Linked DNA regions of Homo sapiens: region 1 is linked to region 2. A link is an interaction called in ENCODE POLR2A ChIA-PET data of the cell type or tissue named here. Cell type or tissue: OCI-LY7. All regions are shown on one strand. Links, peaks and the distances in the headings refer to the core of each region. The heading gives the core; the rest is flanking DNA.

What was found. Peaks named below come from ENCODE experiments on the same cell type or tissue, not always from the same donor. Only the 100,000 strongest peaks of a DNase experiment are listed, where the experiment ranks them.
Region 1: POLR2A ChIA-PET joins it to region 2 with 9 read pairs; 14 of 35 experiments call an interaction of 5 or more read pairs at or near these places.

What each region holds. Positions count from the first base shown.
Region 1 is chr11:86,055,009-86,066,371 of GRCh38, forward strand. All of the region lies in intron 1 of PICALM (phosphatidylinositol binding clathrin assembly protein), which reads right to left. LOC124902730 (a long non-coding RNA gene) reads right to left here and starts at 8,868. Exons shown (of 2, transcript XR_007062822.1): 1 at 1-8,868. In OCI-LY7, for the core only: no CTCF peak of the experiment used is centred there; no DNase peak of the experiment used is centred there; H3K4me3 peaks cover 1,575 bases.
Region 2 is chr11:86,115,880-86,127,242 of GRCh38, forward strand. No RefSeq gene overlaps it. Among named protein-coding and RNA genes, the nearest start is that of PICALM, 52 kb to the left of the region's middle. RefSeq lists an enhancer at 411-880. In OCI-LY7, for the core only: no CTCF peak of the experiment used is centred there; no DNase peak of the experiment used is centred there.

The DNA.
Region 1 (11,363 bases), core at 8,786-11,285, 56 kb before region 2:
TAAATGTTGGCAAAAATCTACCTTTAAAAAATTGCTTGCTGGCTGGGGGTGGTGGCTAATGCCTGTAATCTCAACACTGTGGGAGGCTGAGATGGGTGGATCACCTGAGGTCAGTAGTTTGAGACCAGCCTGGACAACATGGTGAAACCCCCGTCTCTACTAAAATACAAAATTAGCCAGGCGTGGTGGCACACGTCTGTAATCCCAGCTACTTGAGAGGCTAAGGCAGGAGAATCGCTTGAACTCAGGAGGCGGAGGTTGCAGTGAGCCTAGATCGTGCCACTGCACTCCAGCCTGGACAAGAGCAAAACTCCGTCTCAAAAAAAAAAAAAAAGATACCATGGAAACATACAATGACACTATTATTTGTGGACCAAAACAACTTATTGATAGTCATGCAACTATTTGTTACCTTCTTCATATATCTAAGACTATTCTGAAAATGTAAAAAATATAAACTGGATCAGATTAAGTGGTTTATCCAGCTGAAAGAATGACCCAAATAATTCCAGTTATCCATCACCAAACTATACCCAGTAGTCATGGAGATTGCCATCAAGTAACATTTTTCTCCTGCACAATTCCATTTCCACATTACACAGAGGTAGTAGAGTTGTATTCCATGTCAACTTCAAAAGATTAAAAACCCAAATATCTTTGGTTTTCCTTAATACAAATGTGTTTCTTCATACCATATACAAAAGTTAACTCAAAATTGATCAATCTTAAATCTAAGAGCTAAAATTTCTTCCTAAAACTCTTAGAGTTGTAAAGGTGCATAACCTTGAATCAGCCAATGATTTCTTAGATATATCGAAAGCACAATCGAAAAAATCAGAGGCTGGGTGAGAGTGTGATGGCTCACGTCTATAATCCCAGCATTTTGGGAGGCCGAGGCAGGTAGATCGCTTGAGGTCAGGAGTTCAAGACCAGCCTGGCCAACATGGAAAAACCCTGTCTCTACTAAAAATACAAAAACTTAGCCAGCATGGTGGCACATGCCTGTAGTCCCAGCTACTCGGGAGGCTAAGGTGGGAGGATCACTTGAACCTGGGAGGCGAAGTTGCAGTGAGCCAAGATCACACCACTGCACTCTAGCCTGGGTGACAGAACAAGACTCTGTCTTTAAAAAAAAAAAAAAAGAAAAAACCCTTGAAAAATTAGACTTGAAAATTTAAAACTTTTGTGCATTAAAAGACATTGTATCAAGAAAGTGACAAGCCAAGCCACAGAATGGGGAAAAAAATTACAAATCATATAAAGATCTAGTATGTGAGGTATGTAAAGTACTCTTCTGGTATCCAGAATACATAAAGATCAAATTTTAAAACAGGCAAAAGACCTTGAATAGATATTTTCCCAAAGATATACAAATAGTCAATAACCACATAAAGAAATGCTAAACAGCATTAACCACTAGGGAAATGGAAACCAAAATCACAATGACATAACACTTCACACCCACTAGGATGACTATTTTTTAAAAATCATAAAACTAAAATCCTGAAAATAACAAGTTTGGCAAGAAAGTAGAGGAGAAACAGGAATCTTCATACATTGCTGATGGGAATGTAAAACAGTGTCACTGATGTGGAAAACAGTTTGGTAGTTCCTCAAAAAGTTACACAGAATTACCATATAACCCAGTAATTTTACTCCTAGATATATACCTAAGAGAACTGAAAATATGTTCACACGAAAACTTGTATGTGAATGTTCATAGCAGTACTATTCTTCACAGCCCAAATGGCTAAACAACCCAAATGTCCACCAACTAATGAAGGTATAAATGAAATGTGGGTAACTATACAAGGGAGTATTACTCACCTATAAAAATGAATAAAGTACTGATATGTGCTACAAGGACAAACCTTTAAAACATTATAACTGAAAGAAGCCAGGCACAAAAGGCCACATATTGTATGACTCCATTAATACGAAATGTACAGAACAGAAAAATTCATAGATAGAAAGTGGATTAATGGTTGCAGGGGGGCCGAGGAGAGCTTAGGAGTGACCGTTAACAGATACAGGATCTCTTTCTTGGGTGATGGAAAATGTTCTAGAATTACATAATGGGGATGGTTGCACACAACACTGTGAACATACTAAATAACACTGAATTCTCTACTTTAAAACTGAATTTTATGTTATGTAGATTATGTCTCAATTTTAAAATTGCAAAAAAATGTGTACTCTAAAAGGGAAAAAAAATAAATAATTGCAAAAAAGAAAATTATGTGTGTGGGGCCAGGCGCGGTGGCTCACGCCTGCAATCCCAGCACTTTGGGAGGCCGAGAGGCAGGCGGATCACGAGGTCAGGAGTTTGAGACCAGCCTGACCAACATGGTGAAACCCCGTCTCTACTAAAAATACAAAAATTAGCTGGGCCTGGTGGCTCGCGCCTGTAATCCCAGCTACCCGGGAGGCTGAGACAGGAGAATCGCTTGAACCCAGGAGGCAGAGGTTGTAGGAGCTGAGATCGTGCCATTGCACTCCAGCCTGGGCAACAGAGTAAGACTCCATCTCAAAAACAAACAAACATATAAATAAATAAATAAATAATGAATAAAAAATTATGTGTGTGTGTGTGTATGTACACACAATTAGCCCTCCATATCAATGGGTTCCATTATCATGGATTCAATCATGAATCGAAAATATACCAAAAAAATGCATCTCTACTGAACATGCGCAGACATTTTTCCTTGTCATCATTCCCTAAACAATACAGTATAACAACTGTTTATGTAGCACTTATATTGTATTAGGCATTTTAAGTAACCTAGAGATGATTTAAAGTATTCAGGAGATGTGCATAGGTTATATGCAAACAATGTCATTTTACATCAGGGATTTGAGCACCCTTGGATTTTCTTATCTGTGGGAGGTCCTGGAACCAATCCCCTATAGATACTGAAGGACAACCGCATATATTTATCACCTCACCTCAAAATCTCTTTATCTTAGCTTTGGATTAGTTAAATGCTAATGTTTCAAATTATTCAATACAGTGCATGAGGCGGATTTCTGCCAACAATTGTTTGAAGTATATTAAAAAGACTTGCCAATCCTCTGCAGTGTGAATACCACCCGCTATTTATTTTTTGCGATATACTTAAATTACATTAAAATTTTTGCATATAAGGTGTATTTAAAATATGGCACACATTCCTATTTCTTAAATATCCACAAGATAACTATTACCAGCACATAAAATTTTAAGTGCACACACACACCCCCACAAAGATGACCCTTGATCTCAGAACTTATAATCACGTGGGACCTATAATCAGAAGAAACATGTAAATTAAAATATGACAATTGAGTATATTCTGTGAAGTCACTTACAGAGTATATCTGCAATCTTTAGTGAGGAAAGAAGTTTTGGAAAGCATACCCAACTTCCTCAACCACTACTTGGAAGAACTGCCCCTTGATTAAGACTTGGGTCCCTAGGATGCTTTCAAGTAATAAGTTCATGGCTATAAATACCAGCACCATTCCCCTAATCACTGCTAAAAATTCCATGTATTCAGATGAAACTTTCAGCAATTCCCACTGGCCCCTGGAATCAACTTACTGATTAAGTAATCTAGATTAAGTGATCCTATTTTTACCACCATTGCTACCACCACCCTAACCTTTGCCTATTATCTCATACAGCTTCCTTCTAAAACAGACACTTCTTTTCTTTTACATTTTGATATCATCTGTTAAGTGTGCTTTATCCCTTCTTATATCAAAAATGAGTCTACTGTACAGTTATACTCTAGGAGGCACCTTTCATACAAAAAGGTGTGACAGGCACCTTCTAGAGTTGTGCAAGGAAGCAGCTCTGATAAACTCCTCAGATCTATTTCTGGTCCTCTGTTTAATTCTTAAAAATTACATTCCTAATTTCAAGAATATGTCCTCAAAAATGTGCATTTTAATATAGTGTTCAACTGGAGCAGCTACAAAAATTTTGAAGTAACAATGTTTTGGAAGACACTACCTTGTATCTAAACAAAACTAAATAAGCCTCTTAATGCCTCATGAGTTCCATGAAACAGTAATTTGTTATGTTTTTATCAATGTTACTGACTCTATATATAAATTTGTAACCAGGCAATTTCCATAGTCACCATAAAAAATATCCTTAAATGTCTACTGGCATAGATTTTTATGTCCATAAATTGTTCATGGAATAGTCTGAGCTATGAAGGGAGGTTAAGTATAATCATTCAATATTTACTGAGCACCCATGGGGGGTTGCTGACTAGGTACTTGGAGAAGAGATAGAGAACAATACCGAAAACAATTCCTATTCTGTGGAGGAAATGTGCATAAACCCAAAATACATAAAAGCAAGATAGCCACTACAGTTTAACAATATTTGAAACTCTATAAATGGTGAGAATAATGCTGGACTGACAGGACCAGGGGGAGTTATTCAGTGATGTTTTTATGAAAGCGGTTACCTTAAATGTGAATATTAATGGGAGCAAGGTAAAGACAGTTTAAAAGAGGCCGAGCATGGTGGCTCACACTTATAATCCCAGCACTTTGGGAGGCCAAGGCCAGAAGTTCGAGACCAGCCTAGGAAAGAGACCCCTTTCTCTTTAGCAGGGCATGGTGGCACACACCTGTAGTCCTACCTACTCAGGAGGCTGAGGCAAGAGAATCCCTTGAGCCCAAGAGTTCAGAGTTACAGTAAGCCATGATCATGACACTACACTCCAGCTTGGGTGACAGAGCCAGACCCTGTCTTTAGTCCAAGGAATCATATGTGCAAAGGCTAACGGTTTGGTAGTCAAGAACTTTTGGCACAATTGATACCTAACCTGCCTAACTTTCACAAAAAAGGATAGTTTTGACATAAAAAAAAAAAAGAGAGAGGACAAATAATCAAGAGTTCCAATTAATAACTAATTTTTAAGGCCTTTGGGAAAAAAATTTAAATATTATTGTTAAGACTTTTTTGCCCCAGCAGTTTCCTTTCCAAGTCATACTGAACACTCCTTCCAATCTATTTATGGACATAAAGTGGACATAGGGATTATGATACCACATCTCTTGCTTGAAATCTTCCAAAAGTTGAGGCACTGTTACCTACAAAATCAAATCCAAAATTACTTTGAGAATTCAAAGGATCCCTTAGATCTAGTTCCTCTTTGAGTACTCTTTTGTCCCTTCTAATACACACTCATCCCTAAAGGTGCATTTTTTTAGTCTCAGAACCTTCACACTTTTAAAATTGAGGAGCCAAGAGCTTTCATGTGGGGGTTCTCTACCAATATTTACTGTTAGAAACTGAAACTGATAAATTTATCAACATTAATTCATTTGAAAAATAACAGTATTTTCAAAAAACCCCACAATTTAGAAGAGTGGCACTGTTTCACATTTTGGCAAAACTCTATTTTGTGGTTTAATAGGAAATAGTTGAATTATCATTATCTGCTACTACATTCAACCTATGGCAATATCACACACACATCACACAGCCTCTAGAAAACTCCACTGTACAGTGGTTCTTGAAAGAATAAAAATAGAAAAGGCAAATAATGTCTTAGTATATGAAAACAGTTTTGAACTCACAAACTTGCTGAAATGGTCTTGAGGACCCCCAAAAGTCCCCAGACCACACCTTAAGAACCACTGCCAGCAAAGGAGAAAGGCAATACAATGCAGCAAAGATAATCTTTTCAACAAATAGTACTGCACAACTAGATATCCACAGGCAAAAAAAAAAAAAATGAATCAGGAGACAGACATTACACTCACAAAAATTAACTCAAAATGGATCACAGACCTAAATGTAAAATGCAAAATTATAAAGCTCCCAAATGGTGACATAGAAGACAATCTAGATGACCTTGAGTTTGTTGATGACTTTTTAAATACAATGATGAAGGCATGACCCATGAAAGAAAGAACTGCTAAACTGGACTTCATTAAGATTAAAATTTTCTGCTCTGTGAAAGGCATTGTCAAGAGAATGAAAAAGACAAGGCACAGACTGGGAGAAAATATTTGCAAAAGATACATTTGATAGCCGGGCTCAGTGGCTCATGCCTGTAATCCCAACACTTTGGGAGGCTGAAGCAGGCGGATCACCTGAGATGAGGAGTTCAAGACCAGCCTGGCTAATATGGTCAAACGCCATCTCTACTAAAAATACAAAAATTAGCCAGGCATGATGGTAGACACCTGTAATCCCAGCTACTTGCGAGGCTGAGGCAGAAGAATCACTTGAACCCCTGGGAGACAGAGCTTACAGTGAGATGAGATGGCCCCATTGCACTCCAGCCCGGGAGACAGAGCAAGACTCCATCTCAAAAAAAAAAAAAAAAAAAAAAAAAGAAAAGAAAAGACACATTTGATAAAGGACTGTTATTCAAAATAAACAACTCTCAAACCTCAACAATAAGAAAACAAAGAACCTGACTTTAAGAACAGGACAATGACCTTAACGGACACCTCACTAAAGAAGATATAAAGATGGCGAGTATGCATATGAAAAAAAGTCACATAATCAGGAAAATGCAAATTAAAACAATACCACTACACACCTATTAGAATGGCCAAAACCCATTAACAGTGACAATATCAAATGCTGGTGAGAATGTGAACAGAAACTCCCATTCATTACTGGTGGGAATATAAAATGGTACCATCACTTTGAAAGACAGTTTAGAGGTTTCTTGCAAAACTAAAGGTATTCTTACCATATGATCCAGCAACTGTGTTCCTTGCTATTTACCCAAACGAACTGAAAACTTATGTCCACACAAAAGACACGCACACAGATGTTTGATGTTTATAGCAGCTTTATTCACGATTGCCAAAACTAGGGAGCAACCAAGATGTCCTTCAGTAAGTAAATGGACAAATAAACCCGGGTATATCCAGATAATAGAATAGTCAAGTGCAAAAGAAAAAAAAAAGCTGTCAAACCGTGAAAAGCCATTGAGGAAATCGTAAACGCATATTAGTACGTGAAAAAAGAAAATCTGAAAAGGCTATAGACTGTATGATTCCAACTATGACATCTTGAAAAGGCAAAACTATGGAGACAGTTAACAAAAAATAGTGGTTGCCAGTGGCTGGGGAAGAGAAGGGATGGCGAGGGGGAGCACAGAGTATTTCAGGGCAGATAAACATTGTACCGCTACAACAGTGGATATGTGCCATACAATTGGCCAAACCCATAGAACATACAAACAGCAAGAGTAAACCTTGGCCGGGCGCAGTGGCTCACGCCTGTAATCCCAACACTTTGGGAGGCCGAGGTGGGTGGATCACCTGAGGTCAGGAGCTCGAGACCAGCCTGGCCAACATGGTGAAGCCCCATCTCTATCAAAAATACAAAAATTTAGCTGGGCGTGGTGGTGGGCACCTGTAATCCCAGGTATTTGGGAGGCTGAGGCAGGAGAATCCCTTGAACCCAGGAGGCAAAGGTTGCAGTTAGCTGAGATCGCACCACTGCACTCCAGCCTGGGCAACAAGAGCGAAACTCCGTCTCAAAAAAAAAAAAACCCTAATGTAAACCATGGACTTTGGGTGGTAAAGATGTCTGAATGTAGGTCCATCAATTTTAACAAATGTACCACTTTCGTGGGGGATATAATATATCTTGATAATAATATAACTTGAGAAATCCTTCATTTTCTGATAATCTAACAAATCACAACTCTGAACATAATTTTTAATACAAAGGCTTAGGTTCATCAAGATTCTCTTTTAAAGAACTATCTAACTGCCCAAAATGATTCACATACACAGTGAACATACAAAATACTAAAAGGTCAAGTCCAAAATTTTGATTCTCTAGAGAAACGTATAAAGCAGTTTAACTGGGAACATACTAAGACAGAACACAAAGTAACGGAAATGCCACTTTAGCTACCAAAAGAACAGGAAGAGCAAATACTAAGACTTTACTTTGAAAGTCTAAGGCTACTTCTTCCTGGTAGGGCTCTAACCTCTTGCCAAGAAGCCTGTAAGTTTATTTTTCTTACTTCTTTATTTTAAGTGAGAAACCATGAAATTAACCATTTCAGAGCTGAAGAAAACAAAGGAGAAACAACTATGTCTACGGTGAACTTTCACATTAACTATTCTAAATGATTATCATGGCCAAATAAACAAATATTTTTAAATGAAAGCAATTCTGATTATTAAAATAGATTATTTTTAAACAATCAGTGTTTTTTAAACATCAAAGTAAATGTTTCATATAAATGTCTCACAAAGCGTATGAAAGAAAAATGTCAATCACATCTTATGAAGTGTTTCACTTCTCACCTGCCATAGTAACTTTAAATTCAAAGACACCTTTAAAAATTATCCAGATATATAAAATATTCAGTAAACACAAAAGGTATATAGATGCCCAAAGTCTTATACTATTTCTTAACATAGCAAATAAATCCATCAGGGAACAATAATTACAAAAGTATTTCAGAATTCATTTGCTAATTATGAATAAGCGGCTACAAAAAATAGTTGAATATTAAGTTCTCTTTAGAGTTCCTCTTTTAAAACACATACTGTTCAGAAACTTAACTAGACATATCTGGGAGGAAAAAGGATACATTTGTGAATTTTATTATATACCTCAGGCATTCTGTTCTGCCATGGCGACAGAAAAAATAAAAATAAATAAAATGCCTCAGGCATTTGACATGTGTGATCAAATCTTACTCATTACTACCACTTTGATAACTCTATTTCTATTTTCTGTATTGCAAAACTACTAAAAGACTAGTAAGGATAATGAAAAATGAAAATATAAATCATATGACTAATTCTTACAGGAAAGAATAGGAAGCCCAGACATTAATTACAAAATAACTGTCTTCTTAAAACAAGATCCTTTTGGAAAAAAAAAAAGTCCCAGTTACCTTACTTTTAAATAAAAGATATCCTGGGACAGATCTTCTACTTTATTTCTTCCTTACATGCATCTTCTTAGAAATCACATCCTAGTTACCAGATCCTTCTTGACAATACGCAAACTAAGCACCCATAAGATATTATTAACTGAGACATTAAAAACCATTTGTGCTTTAAAAGGGAATTAATTCAGGTACAGTCTGGTATGTTATACGCATTTTTAATGTAGTTACACAAACCACTAGCCCAAATACAAATTCTACATATGCAAAATATTCAAATCCTACTTTTTAAAAACTTATTTCCAATTTCTAGATCCAGTTCACAACATACAAATAACCATGCTGTATCGACCAGAGATATGTTGATAATGGATGCTTAGTAAGAACTTGATCTTGATTTTGTTTTAGAAAAGATAAGGCAGTGGTTGAAATGAAATGTCCCTGTAAATTAACTGGGGAAAATATGAATTAAAAAACAGAGACATACAGGATATGGTGACTCACACCTATAATCCCAGCACTTTAGGAGGCTCAGCTGGTAGAGAGGATCCTTGAGCCCAGGAGTTTGAGACCTGCCCGAGCAACACAAGGAGACCCTGTCTGTATAAAAATTAAAAATTAGCTGTGCGTGGTAGCAGATGCCTGTGGTCCCAGGTACTCAGAAAGATTGTCTGAACCCGGGAAGTCAAGGCTGCAGTGAGATGTGATTCCACCACTGCACTCCAGCCTGGGCAACAGAGTAAGACCCACCTCATTTTAAAAAAAAAAAAAAAAAAGGAGACATTACAGCCATTAGTATAAATATTACATTTCAGTGAAATATGTCAAAATATAAATGTCCAACGATAGTAAATAAGAATAAAGAAAATTAAGAATTCATATCAAAAAATAGGATAAGGGCCAGGCATGCTGGCTCACACCTGTAATCCCAGCACTCTGGGAGGCTGAGGCAAGAGGATTACTTGAGCCCAGGAGTTCAAGACCAGCCTGGGCCACATAGGGAGACCCCCATCTCTCCAAAAATAAAAAGTTTCTTTAATTAACCAGGCGTGGTGGCACATGCCTATAGTCCCAGCTACTTGGGAGACTGATGTGGGAGGATTTCTTGAGCCTGAGGAGGATAAGGCTGCAGTGAGCCATGATCCTGCCACTGCACACCAGAGACAGAGCAAGACCCTGTATCCAAAAAAAGGGGTGGGGTTAAGACTAAAGATTGTAAGATCAGATAAAAATGATTTTTATATTAAGAAGTTATAAATTAAAAATTGTGGGCCAGGCACAGTGGCTCACACGTCTGTAATCCCAGCCCTTTGGGAGGCCGAGGCGGGCGAATCATGTGGTCAAGAGATCCAGACCATCCTGGCCAACATGGTGAAACCCCATCTCTACTAAAAATACAAAAATTAGCTGGGTGTGGTGGCATGCGCCTGTAGTCACAGCTACTCAAGAGGCTGAGGCAGAATCTCTTGAACCTGGGAGGCAGAGGTTGCAGTGAGCCAAGATCGCACCACTGCACTCCAGCCTGGCGACAGAGCGAGACTCCGTCTCAAAAAAAAAAAAAATTTGTTTTTTCTATCCTGCAATAATTATGGTTCTTTTAAGCATTCTGTACTGCTAAATGGAATTAGAAGCTACTTTCTATGTATATGAATTGCCCCCACCTCCAGCTGTGAGACAGGATTAAATGAGATGATGAGAAAGTGCCTGGAAAACTGAAGTTCTTCAAATATAAGGGCTGCTATTCCTCTACCTTGATTATGGCTACTAAAGGCCTAAGATTAAACGGAAATCGTGTTTATTTTTACAAACATATTTCAAGTTTGACAACTCTTTCACACTAGGGATGCTAGTCAACACTATTATCCACTAACACCTACAGTATAAGCAAAGCAAAAAAATCTTTCTTCAGTAAGTATATAATGTAGTATGAATTAAGCCATAATTCATGAATTATTAATAATCACTTCCTAATGTGGAAAGATCTTGGCGAGAAACTGACAGAAACCACCTCCACACTCTAAGGGCTTATACGAAAAACAACAGTCCTAAGCATATTTTTTGTTAAATGCTGCCATTTTAAAATGAAATCATTTTCATTAGATTCATATAAATAAGCATCAGTTGCTAGGGGCATTAAAAGGTGCACATAAACTAAGCTTTCACTATAAAGAAAAATTCCTAAAAGACAAAAAATTACTTGAAATGACAGGTTTCTGTATTAAAGCCTAAAGTTCATGATGTCAACACCATGAACTGTCCGTAGAAGACTTTTTAATTTTCTCAAAGCATGTTAGTGTGTGCAAGGAAGGTATTTGTTTAGTAAACCACTCACTGGTCAGACTTTACCTAAGATAAAGGTATTTTATTAGTGAGAACTGATTACAGGACATTTTAATCAACAATGTAGGGAAAATAGTATCCCTGTATTTTAAAACCTCATTGAAAAGAAACAGAAGCACATTAACGACACATATATTT
Region 2 (11,363 bases), core at 3,779-6,278:
TGATTTAAACTAGATTTTTCAAATCCTAAAGCTGACATGCTTTCCACTGTACCACAATGTCTTCCTTTGTACTGGTGCACTCCATTTATTTCTGTGATTCCTGACACCAATTTTAGGGCCTGGGACAGCATCCTAATGGAATCATGCCTAGCTGGATAGCAAATGCCTCTGCTGCCAGTAGAGGGGCAACTTAAGAGAAAGGTCCAAGCCAAATTGGATCCAAGAGTTTCTGACTAAGCAGGTTTCAAACCTCCTGCTCACACCTCTTCCTCCTCACTTTCTTTCCCAACATCCTCCCACGGCTCACCTCTACCTCTGTCCACTGGAGACACCATCCTCCAGGTGCTAATAAGAAAGCTACTCTGACCATGGAAAAAGGGAAAGAGGCAGCTCAGCAAAATCACTGCTGAGAGCCTGGGCAGGCTTAGGCAATGTGATCTGAAGAGCTGAAGTGTGCAGCCCACAGAGAGAAAGAATTGGATAAAATACAAAACTAAAGAAGAGGATAAACCTAAGAGGAAAATCTTCCTGACAGAGATGAATTAGTTACGGGACTAACTCCGCAAAGGAAGAGATTGGGCTCCGTTCCCTGAGGCTCCCTGAGCAGAAACCATGTTACAGAGAACAAGTAGGGGGGTTGTGGTTAGCAGGGACATCAATGACTAATAGGTGCTTTCCACCTCTGAGTTTTATGAAGATGAGTGGAGTCTTTTTGAATAGAGAAAGAAATGAAAATAATAATTAACATGGAGAGATGGGGCTGACTAAAGCATGGCAAAGATAAACAGGAATGAGGCTGTTGGCCCTCGTAGTGAGTGTGGAAAATCATTTCTTCCAATTGGGAGAGGCAGAGGTGATCAGTTCAGAGGTTTAAATTCAGAGTCCAGGCTCTGTCACTTACTGATTATCTGAGCAAATTAGTTAGCCTTTCTAAGCTACAAAATAGGAAAAATACACTATTTTTCAGATTATTTCTCACTGCAGATTAGGAGTAATGCCATTGAAAAGGTTCTTATGAAGATTAAATGAGACAACTCATGTAAACAACAGTATCTACTTAGCATGAAGTAAGCACTCAAATGACAGTAATTATTATTGGAATATGGCTTCGTGTGGAGGGGGAAATAGAGCTGGGCAATTATTATCAAGGTCACCATATGGGGATAATTTTTCCCTTTGGACTTAATGATGGCATCTCCTTGGTTTAATTATTTGCTGTGTTGGTAGCTCACATCCTCTCTACTGACTTGGCTTTCAGCTCACGGGAAGATGAAGCCCAAATACAATAGATACCAAGGCAAGCTTGCCAAAGAGCAGCTCAACCCATACTGGTACTCTGAGTCATTCTAAGGATAAAGCCGCCTCTCCATGGAGAAGGATATTGTACACAGGAGATAATACTAATGACACCGTCCATTTACTTAGTCTCTTACAGTTTACAAAGCACTCTTACCTGGGAAGGGTTACTATCTTCATTTTATAGATGAGGAAACAGAGACTTAGAGAGGTGAAGCAACTTGATTAAGGTTGCATAGATAATTGGTTGTGAGGATTCACTCCCAGCTCCTCTGACATCATGTCTGGGGGCTCTTTTATACCACAAGATGCTGCAGGGAACATGAACAGGTACCAGATTAGGAGGCTAGTTGCTTTCAATCATAAAAACAGTGAATTTAGGAACAGGAAGAAGCTTTCAGATGACCTAATACTGTGGTTTTAGATTGTGTCCAGGGGTCTAGTAGGCGGTGGAGGGAGCCAAGCAGGAGGCGGGATCAGCTTTTATCAATTAAATTCATCAGATTTTAATTTGATGAAATTAAAAAGAAAAAGAAAGTTGGAAAAACCTAATCTAGTTCAACTAACTGTCTCATTTCCCCAAGAAGGATATTGAGGCCCAGAAGGGTTAAGTAACTTATCCAAATCAGAGCTAAGACTAGCATAGCACTCAGTCCTCAGTCACCTGCATATTTGATAAGCATGTCATAAATGTCCTCATTCTCCAAATATTTTCCTTTGATTACCTCAAGCAAGTCACTTACATGTAATAATCAAATCATTGAAGAGAAATTAGCTCTGGTGTGAGTCTCTTCTGATGACACCATGTGACCTTGGAATAGTCGATTGATCTCTGGACCCTCAGCTTTTCTATAGGTAAAATGGGGATCATAATTTCTGTCTAGACTCTCAGTGGGGCTGTTGTGATGAATGTAAAAGAAAAGACCATATGGAAGTTCATAGAGTTCTTCCTGGGAAGGAGACTCAGCAAGTTCAATGTCTTATTCTTTATCAATACCTACCAAGAATGTCACTGCTTCTAAGATGATATCTGCAATTTACCATTCTCATTTATTTGTCATTCTTTACTCAAAAAGGCAATGAGGTTTGTAACCATGTCAGTACTACTGGTTTGTGAAAAAGTCTCAGAAAGTTCTTATCACGTTGGCTTTCTGATAAGACTTTTTGATTTCTACTACTTACATGTGGAAAGTAAATCATTTTAGGTTAAACACCTTTCCTTCTAGACAAGTGACAGAGGCAGATGTCACTCAGGGTGTTGTAGCAAGCCTGGGGAGCTCATAGCCAGATGAGATCACAGGACTTGTGTGCAGGGTACAGAGTTTGGAACTCTCCCACCTAACTGGCAGTTTCTCCTCCTTCGACAAGGAATACTAAGAAGATATTATCACAAACTCTTAGGCAGATCTTGAAAACAGTCTAATTTGTTTGTGACCTTAGCCAAATTCTTGATCTCTCTAAGCTTCAGTTTTCTCACCCGTATCATGTACACTTTCCACCTCACAGGGTTGTCAAGGATCAAAAGAGAGAACACAGGGTGTTTTTGAAATTGTTGAGCATCTACTAACTAAAAGGATTGTTATTTTTAAGAATGTGTAAATTATTGCAATTATTTATAACATGCATTTCAATTAAATACTTTCAATTTGTTAGAAATACCCACTTGGATAGATCAAATACTAAGGTTGAAGAGAAACAGTGTTTTAATGTATTCTGGTCTCTATGTAGAAAGTAAAATGGTAATACTGAGCCAGACGGAGTTAGAGCTAGGGAGCCAGTTAGCCCCTTGCTTGGCATCATCATAAGACAAGAAATACTTTCATGTTTTCATTAAGGACATTTTAAATTTAAAAAGAAGAAATTTTAAAAGCCTTTACCAAAATTCTGGGTTCCCCAAATTTCTAACTACATCCCTTAGAGAACAGCATTTCTTTGCTTATCCGTGTTGATACTTTAAAAAATCTAGACCTAGTTTCCATTATGCAGACAGCCCAGGCACAGAAGCCAACCAGTATTTTAAGACTGCAATGTTTACTAATGGATGTCTGGCTAGAAACAGTGTTGGCAGAATCCTGGCAGAGGCATTTACTCTCACTAATGATGTGGAACAGGGCTGCATAATTATGTCCACTTGTATTAAGTCTACCTAAGACTGTGATGTTTTGTAGTGGAACCAGAAACAAGCATCCCAAAAACTCCTGGGATTTTCCTGCAAGAGGCATTACATCAGAACTGGTTCAAGGCCAGGCACGGTAGCTCATGCCTGTAATCCCAACACTTTGGGAGTTCGAGGTGGGGGATCACTTGAGGTCAGGAGTTTGAGACCAGCCTGGCCAACATGGTGAAACCCCATCTCTACCAAAAAAGACAAAAATTAGCTGGGCGTGGTGGCAGGTGCCTGTAATCCCAGCTACTCGGGAGGATAAGGGGGGAGAATTGCTTGAACCCAGGAGGTGGAGGTTGTAGTAAGCCGAGACCATGCCACTGCACTGTAGCCTGGGCGACAGAGTGAGACCCTGTCTCAGATAAATAAATAAATTAATTAAATAAATAAATAAATAAATAAATAAAATTTTAAAAAATCATAAAGAACTGGTTCAAACATTCTCACAGTCTTTGCCCAGCCATTGATTTCATTTAAGGCCTTCTTCACAAAAATGACTTCACGGAGTACAGAGATCAGAATGCTTAGCAGAAAATTTTGGGACGTAAAGACAGTATATACCATACATGGACTATCCCAGGCCAGGAAAAACCTATTAAACATTTCCTTGGAAACAATATGAGGTACTTTTCTTGCACATATACAAATGTAGAAGGACACTTAATCTATCCCCTGCTCCCTGCTCCAGGAAAGCTATTGAAGTTATACATCATCATTTTCTTTCCTAGCTGTACCTGGGACTAGAAGCATCAGCAGTTATTCATCAGCAAGAAAGAAGGACAATTACATTCCTTGGGACTGCCTGGACACTATTCTCATGGAGAGTAATTTCTGCCTACTAAAAGAGGTAGATTCCAAACTTAGGTACGTGAGAAATCATTTGGTATTTAATAGAACTCAAGTCATCCACATAGCCCTAGAAAATGATAATTAATAAGGAGCTATGCATTGAAAATGAATAACAGTAAGCCTTTAAAATGAAAACCCTTAGAATAAAGGAATAGCTGTTGTTATTATTATGTTAGTATTACTTAGTATTAAAAAGGTCAAGATAGTGTCATCAGATTTCTTTTCCATCTACATAATTCCTAGACCTCCAGAGAATCTTCATGTCATTTTCTGAAATGGAATGCTGCTTCAAAAATTTTGGAAATAAACCCTAAAACGAGGACACTAAAGAAGCATTGATTTTTGCAAATTACTATTAAATAATATCTTTATCCCATATTAATAATTTAACCACAATGTTTGTCAAATAACCTAAAAATTTGGCTACTTTAGAAAATATCCAGTATCATCTGAAACCAAATATTAGGGTTTCAAAAGAGTTGGAACTTGGATCTGGGGTAAGAAAAAGTACCATGTCCCTGCCTGCCTCCCTTCCTTCCTTCCTCTCTCTTTTCCTTTCTTCTATTCATCCTTTCTTTTTTCATACTTCTGGCCTTTTGGTGCCCCTTATCTATATCTAGGGTAACATTTCAGTGGAAGAGATTCTAGAAACAAACAATGTGTGGCATTCAAATATAGAGAGTTATTTGCAAGGCAAGATGTAGTTTCTGCCACTCATATGAATCCTCTGTCAAGATGTTTGTCCCTCAGTTGTTGATGCAGATAGTCAAAGATTATCCCTTTAATCTTTAACATTGTCAAAGTTAATATATACCCTTTACTTTTCAACACTGTCAATGTTAATATAAACCTTTTAATTTTTAACATATTCAAAGTTAATATAAACCCCATTAATGCTTCTCAGGTGATCAAACACAGGAATGATCACTATGAACTAGTTGTATCAGTAGTTTTTCCATTCGGTAGCTGGTACATATTTGGGGGTATGATATCGTCAAAAGTCATAGTGATAACTGCCCTTAGTTATAGTATTTTTAATACAAAATAATATCACCTTTATTATTTCATTTGAGACTCCCATAGACCACTGCTTGCTACTCCAGAAACTGTTCCCAATTGTGTCTGCCATTTCATGCCCTCTCCTGAGTACTGCTGCTCCCTCTCCCCTGAGTTTTATTCTCTACTCCTTCCTTTATCCTTTTAAGTATAGTTAACACAGGCTATTATGTTTAACACACTGTACTAAATGTATTAGTTTCTTAGAGCTATCATAACAAAGTACCACAAACTGAGGGGCTTAAACAACAAAAATTGATTGTCTCTCAGTTCTGTAGTCTAAAGTCCGAAATCAAGAGGTCAGCAAGGGTATTCCATTTGAGGACTTTCTCCTTAACCTGTAGATGGCTATATTCTCCTTATGCCTCTAACATCATCTTCCCTTTATACTCTCTGTGTTTTTGTATCCCAATTGCTAGTCCTATAAGGATGTCAGTCATACTGCACTAGGGTCCAGCCTAATGACCTCTTTTAAACTTGATTATCTCTGTAAAGACCCTGTCTTCAATTAAGGTCACCTTTTTTTTTTTTTAGATGGAGTTTCACTCTTCTTGCCCAGACTGGAATGCAGTGGCCCAGACTGGAATGCAGTGGCACAATCTTGGCTCACTGCAACCTCCGCCTTCTGGGTTCAAGCGATTCTCCTGCCTCAGCGTCCTGAGTAGCTGGGATTACAGGCATGCACCGCCATGCCCGGCTAATTTTGTATTTTTACTAGAGATGGGGGTTTCTCCATGTTGGTCAGGATGGTCTCGAACTCCCAACCTGAGGTGATTCATCTGCCTCGGCCTCCCAAAGTGCTGGGATTACAGGCATGAGCCACCACACCCGGCCTTTAAGGTCACATTTTGAGGTACTAAGGGCTAGGGCTTCAGAAACATATCTTTTTTAGGAGGACACAATTAAGCCCATAACACTAAGCCTCAAAGATAACAGATGAGAAACACAATATAGAAAAGAAGAACTTAAATGAAATCTCAAGTGTCATTATCATGAAATGCATTGGCCATGCCTGGTGTAGGACCTGATTGTCTCCCTCCTTATGTCCAACCTGCTACCATGTTTCTGGGGCCAGCTCATCTCCTTGGATGGAAATCTGATCATGCACATTCCTTCCTTCCTGTGATAGTTAATTTTATATGTCAAATTGACTGTGCCACTGGGTGCCCAGATATTTGGCCAAACATTTTTCCAGGTGTTTCTGTAAGGATATTTGTGGAGAAGATTAATATTTAAATCTCATCTTGGTAAAGCAGATTGCCTTCCATTATATGCATGGGGCTTATCCTATCAATTGAAGGCCTGAATAGAACAAAAGCTGATCCTTCTTTGAGTAAGAGAGAATTCTTTTGCTTGACAAACCTTCAAACATGGACATCATTTCTTCCTGGCTCTACAGTAGCTTCCAGCTTTGAGGCTCAAACTGGCACATCAGCTCTGCAGATTTTGTACTTCTTAGCCTTCATAATCATGTGAACCAATTCCTTATAATAAGTCAATCCCTCTCTCTCTCTCTCTGTCTCTCTCTCTCTCTTTCTCTGTACTCTCTCTGTCTCTGTTTTTCTGGAAACCCTAGTATACAGTCTAAGACCAGGTCTCACTTAATGAAGAAAAATCACAAACCATATCAGCATCCTTTCAGGATTACAACTTAAGAGCCCCAGAGCAAGCTCTTTATCTTACTAGAAACAATACTCAACTTCCCTAATCTGAAGCCCCTATGTCTGGGTTATTCCTCTGGGTTTCAGTCATAAAGATGACTGAAATCTGCCCCCCTATCCCCACTGATCTCTCTTGAGAATAAAGCAAGAGCCTGTCCCAAAGTCAAGTCCAGCTGCTAATCTTAGTGCAATCATGGATTGGAAAATACTGAGATCTGAACTCAGAGCACTCTGCTACATGCACAAAACTTTTCACATCTTCGCAACATTTCAAACCTTTGTGGACTTTCTCAAATTTTCCCTATCTAATTTCATTTAGGGCTTTTCATTTCCTTCACCAATTGTCTGGTAATTCCTTTACTAACTGCCAGTTAGGTAATTACCCAAATTTCTAACTACATCCCTTAGAGCACAGCATTTCTATGCTTATCCATGTTGATACTTTTAAAAATCTAGATCTAGTTTCCAACATGCAGACAGCCCAGGCACAGAAGCCAACCAGACAATTCCTTTACCAACGGTTTTTTATAGCTCAATAATGTATACATGTGACTTTGTAAAGAATTAGCCTTGTCTACTTAAGGCTCAATACAAAACCTTCCAAAGTTTTCACAGATTAACCAAATTAGTCTTGAAAAATATCTCCAGGTTAGAAGAGGGTAAACCACTCTCCCTGACTCTGCAGCCTCACTCTCATCCCTACTTTGGGTTTCTGCTTTCCAGATTCTCTTATGTCACCACATCACCTATTCACCCCTCCCCCAAAGCGGTATGATTCTCCTTTAAAAATTTTAATGTGTACAAAAATGTTTTCCCTTGGCATAACTGAGACAGGCTGGTATTTTCAAGAACAGCTTTACTAAACATGAGGGAAAACAGAAAAGAAATAATTACAGAAAACATACACAGTATAAAAATAGCCAAGTTTCCAACTGCAGGTTTCTGTTTCTAAAAATTCCATTTGAAGTAGGAACGCTTTACTGGGCCTCAATCTCATTTACCCTTAGTCAACCACATCCCTTAATTTTGCTGTATCCTGTCTGGACTCCTTCTCCCCTTCCACCAACACCTCACCCTTCCCTGAGCCCTGTGATCTTGAGCCACTATCTCTGTTTTTTGAACCCACATCTCCAAGAAAAAACACCCAAGAACTTACTTTTAAAACTAAACTTACTTTTTATTCTCTTAATTAAAAATATCCTGGACTCACAAAGAGCTGCCAAATTGCTAGCTTACAAGAGATTTTCAAGTTTTGATGTTTAAGATTTACTGGGTTTCAAATATTAGCCCTTCTCAATACTGAAGTTAAACCAGCATAAACCAAAGTGTAATCTAGGAAATGATCCTTGGGATAACAAATATTCTTTACAAAGGCAGGTAGTATTCTATAATCAAAAAAAATCTGAGGAATTCTGGGTTAAACAAAGTTTCATAGTTTTCTCCATTGCATAATTTCTCAAACCATTCCATGCAGTTAACAAATATTTACTGAGCACCTATATTGTGCTAGGCACTACTGTAGGTACTGAGGATTCCCTGGTGAAGAGCGAACAGGACAGATAAAATCCTTGCCCTGCCCTCATGGAATTTGCCTTGTAGGTGGGGTTCACCAGAAAATATGAACAAACAAACAAGAGCATTTCAAATCGTGGTATGGACTTTGAAGACCTTAAGGGGTAAGGTTATAAGGGTATAACTGGAAGTGGGGAAGCCCAGGAGGCAGAGGAAACAGTGAGTCTAAAGACCTGGCAGGAAAAAGCTTGGCCTGTTGGAAGAAGAGAAAGGAGCTTCTGTGGTTGGAGCTGAATAATTAAGGTGGGGAGTAGAAGTGATGAGGTATGATCTTAGAGAAGTAAGATGTTGTTGGTGCAATGGAAAGCAATTTGGAAGGTTTTAAGCCTTGGCATGATTTGACTTACCATTTGAAAAAGAAAAATTCCTTGCATGTTGTGTGGAGAATGAAATTTAGAGGCTAAGATTACAAGTGGAAACCAGTTAGGCTCTTGCAATAGTTCCTTTGAGAGATGGCAGGAGTGTCAGTGCAGATAGAGAGAAGTGAATGGCTTCAGCACATGTTTGAGGCGTAGTGACAACAAGACTTCCTGATGAGTTAATGTGAGAAATAGAGATCAGAGAGAAGACACTAATGACTTTCAGCTTTGGGGCTTGAGCACTTACATATATGTTGGTGGTATTGACTGAGCCAAGAGAGACTAGGAAGCAGAGGCTTAAAGGGGTGAAGGAAATGAAGCCTTATCCATGATAAGTTCAAGATACCTATTTAGGTTGGTGCTAAAGTATGGTGGTTTTTGTCATTGAAAGTAGTGGCATAATACATGTGTAAGAGGTGCTATCAAGTAGATAAATTTTATATATATATAAAACATAAGAAAATAAGTAATATATATGATAATTTATAATAATAATATATATATGAGTCTGGAGTTTAGGGGAAAGGTTTGAGATATATGTTGAGAAATCATCAGCATACAGATGGCATTTAAAGTCATGGAACTGGGGTCGGGCGTGATGGTGCATGCCTGTAATCCCAGCACTTTGGGAAGTCAAGGTGGGTGGATTGCTAGAGGACTGGAGTTCGAGACCAGCCTGGCCAACATGGCAAAACCCCATCTCTACTAAAAATACAAAAATCAGCCAGGTGCGGTGGTGCACACCTGTAATCCCAGCTACTCAGGAGGCTGAGGCATGGGAATTACTTGAACCCAGGGGGCGGAGGTTGCAGTGAGCTGAAATTGCGCCACTACATTCCAGCCTGGGTGACACAGTGAGACACTCTCAAATAAGCCCAAAGAAACAAAGTCACAGAACTGGATGAGACCACCTAGGGAGACAGCAGAAAGGAGCCAAGGCCCAAATTTAGAAATCTGGTACAGACAGGAACCAACAGAGGACCACTTTTAACATGTTCGTGGGCATTATGACTCTATAAGAGGTGGAAACAGAAGGCAGCATTTCCCTAACTTTTTTGACTTTGAAACCTTTCATCATGTAGCATGTCACAGGACTAGGGTTTTAAGGAAAACATTTTGGAAAATATTGCTCATACCCTTCTAGTTACACTCCATTATGGCATTATGTATTAATTTCTAAGGTAACACAGGCTTTCTCTCTAGGTAGAGAGGTATTTCCATAAAACTTCATCTATCCCTAAACCAAACACTGTCCGGAGGATCCAAGCCCCAAAATATACCTATAGGAAGCACACATGTGCCAAATGCAGTGAGCGGCAAGGAGGGCTGTCTCACCACAGCCTTGTTGAGCCCAACCTCAAATGCTGCCAGATTTTAGCCTTTTTTTTTTCTTCATATTTCTAATAGTATTTTGGTGGAGGAGTAAGATTGAAGGTCTGGAGAGAGGCCCTGGGAGTAAATTGTCCTTTTCTCTGGTGATGTATGTAATATTGTTCAGGGTACTAGCATTTGGGTGTTTCCACCTATATACACTATATCAGAGTGTCAGAGTGTCACTTGATGCTCTAGAAAGAATTAAAGTTTTTTTTTCTATTTTCTAATGAATGAGGTTTTTGTTTGTTTTGTTTTTGTTTTTTTGTTTTGGTTATAAGGAATAGAAACTCACTCAGAGGCCCCATAAGTAAAAAATGTATGAGGGAAATACTGAAAGGGAATTTATCTGGTGATAGGAAGTTAGAATCTGAGGCAGCCGTAGGGATAGGTTTCTCTCCAGGACAAGTCTTCTCTTTTTCTCTCTCTCTCCGTCTCTTTCTCTCTCTCTCTCTCTCTCTCTCTCTCTCTCTCTCACACACACACACACACACACACACACACGCACACGCACGCAAATTCACAAAGACTCAGAGGCTGCATGGTCTTTCATGGTACCTCTGAGACCTCTCACATTTTATAGTTATACACTAAGAAATCATAATAAAATCTTCTATGTTTGCATACCACAATCTAAGTAAGTCTTGAAGATTTGCTTTGTAAACAAGGAGACCAAGGCCCAGGGAGAAGACACCACCCAGTGAAAGGAGCCCTAGTTGGGTTTAGTAAATTTGAATTCTGCTCCTGTGTGACTGTAGGCAGGTGGCTTCATCTGGGTTCAAATTCCTCTTCTGAAAGGGAAGTGACTGGATAGAGATAGGTGATCTTCAAGATGCATTCCACAGTATAACATGGCTGTGGTCATACAGCTGGTGGATTATGGCCAAGTAAGAATCACATCTCCTGTTACCTGGTCTAGTGTTGTGATTTGTTTCATTACACTATACTGCATTTTCATTTTTAAATGTTTTTTTAAAATCTCAACCCATTTTTTTTCTCATCTGTTTGGATTGCTGTGAAAACACTTTTAAGAAG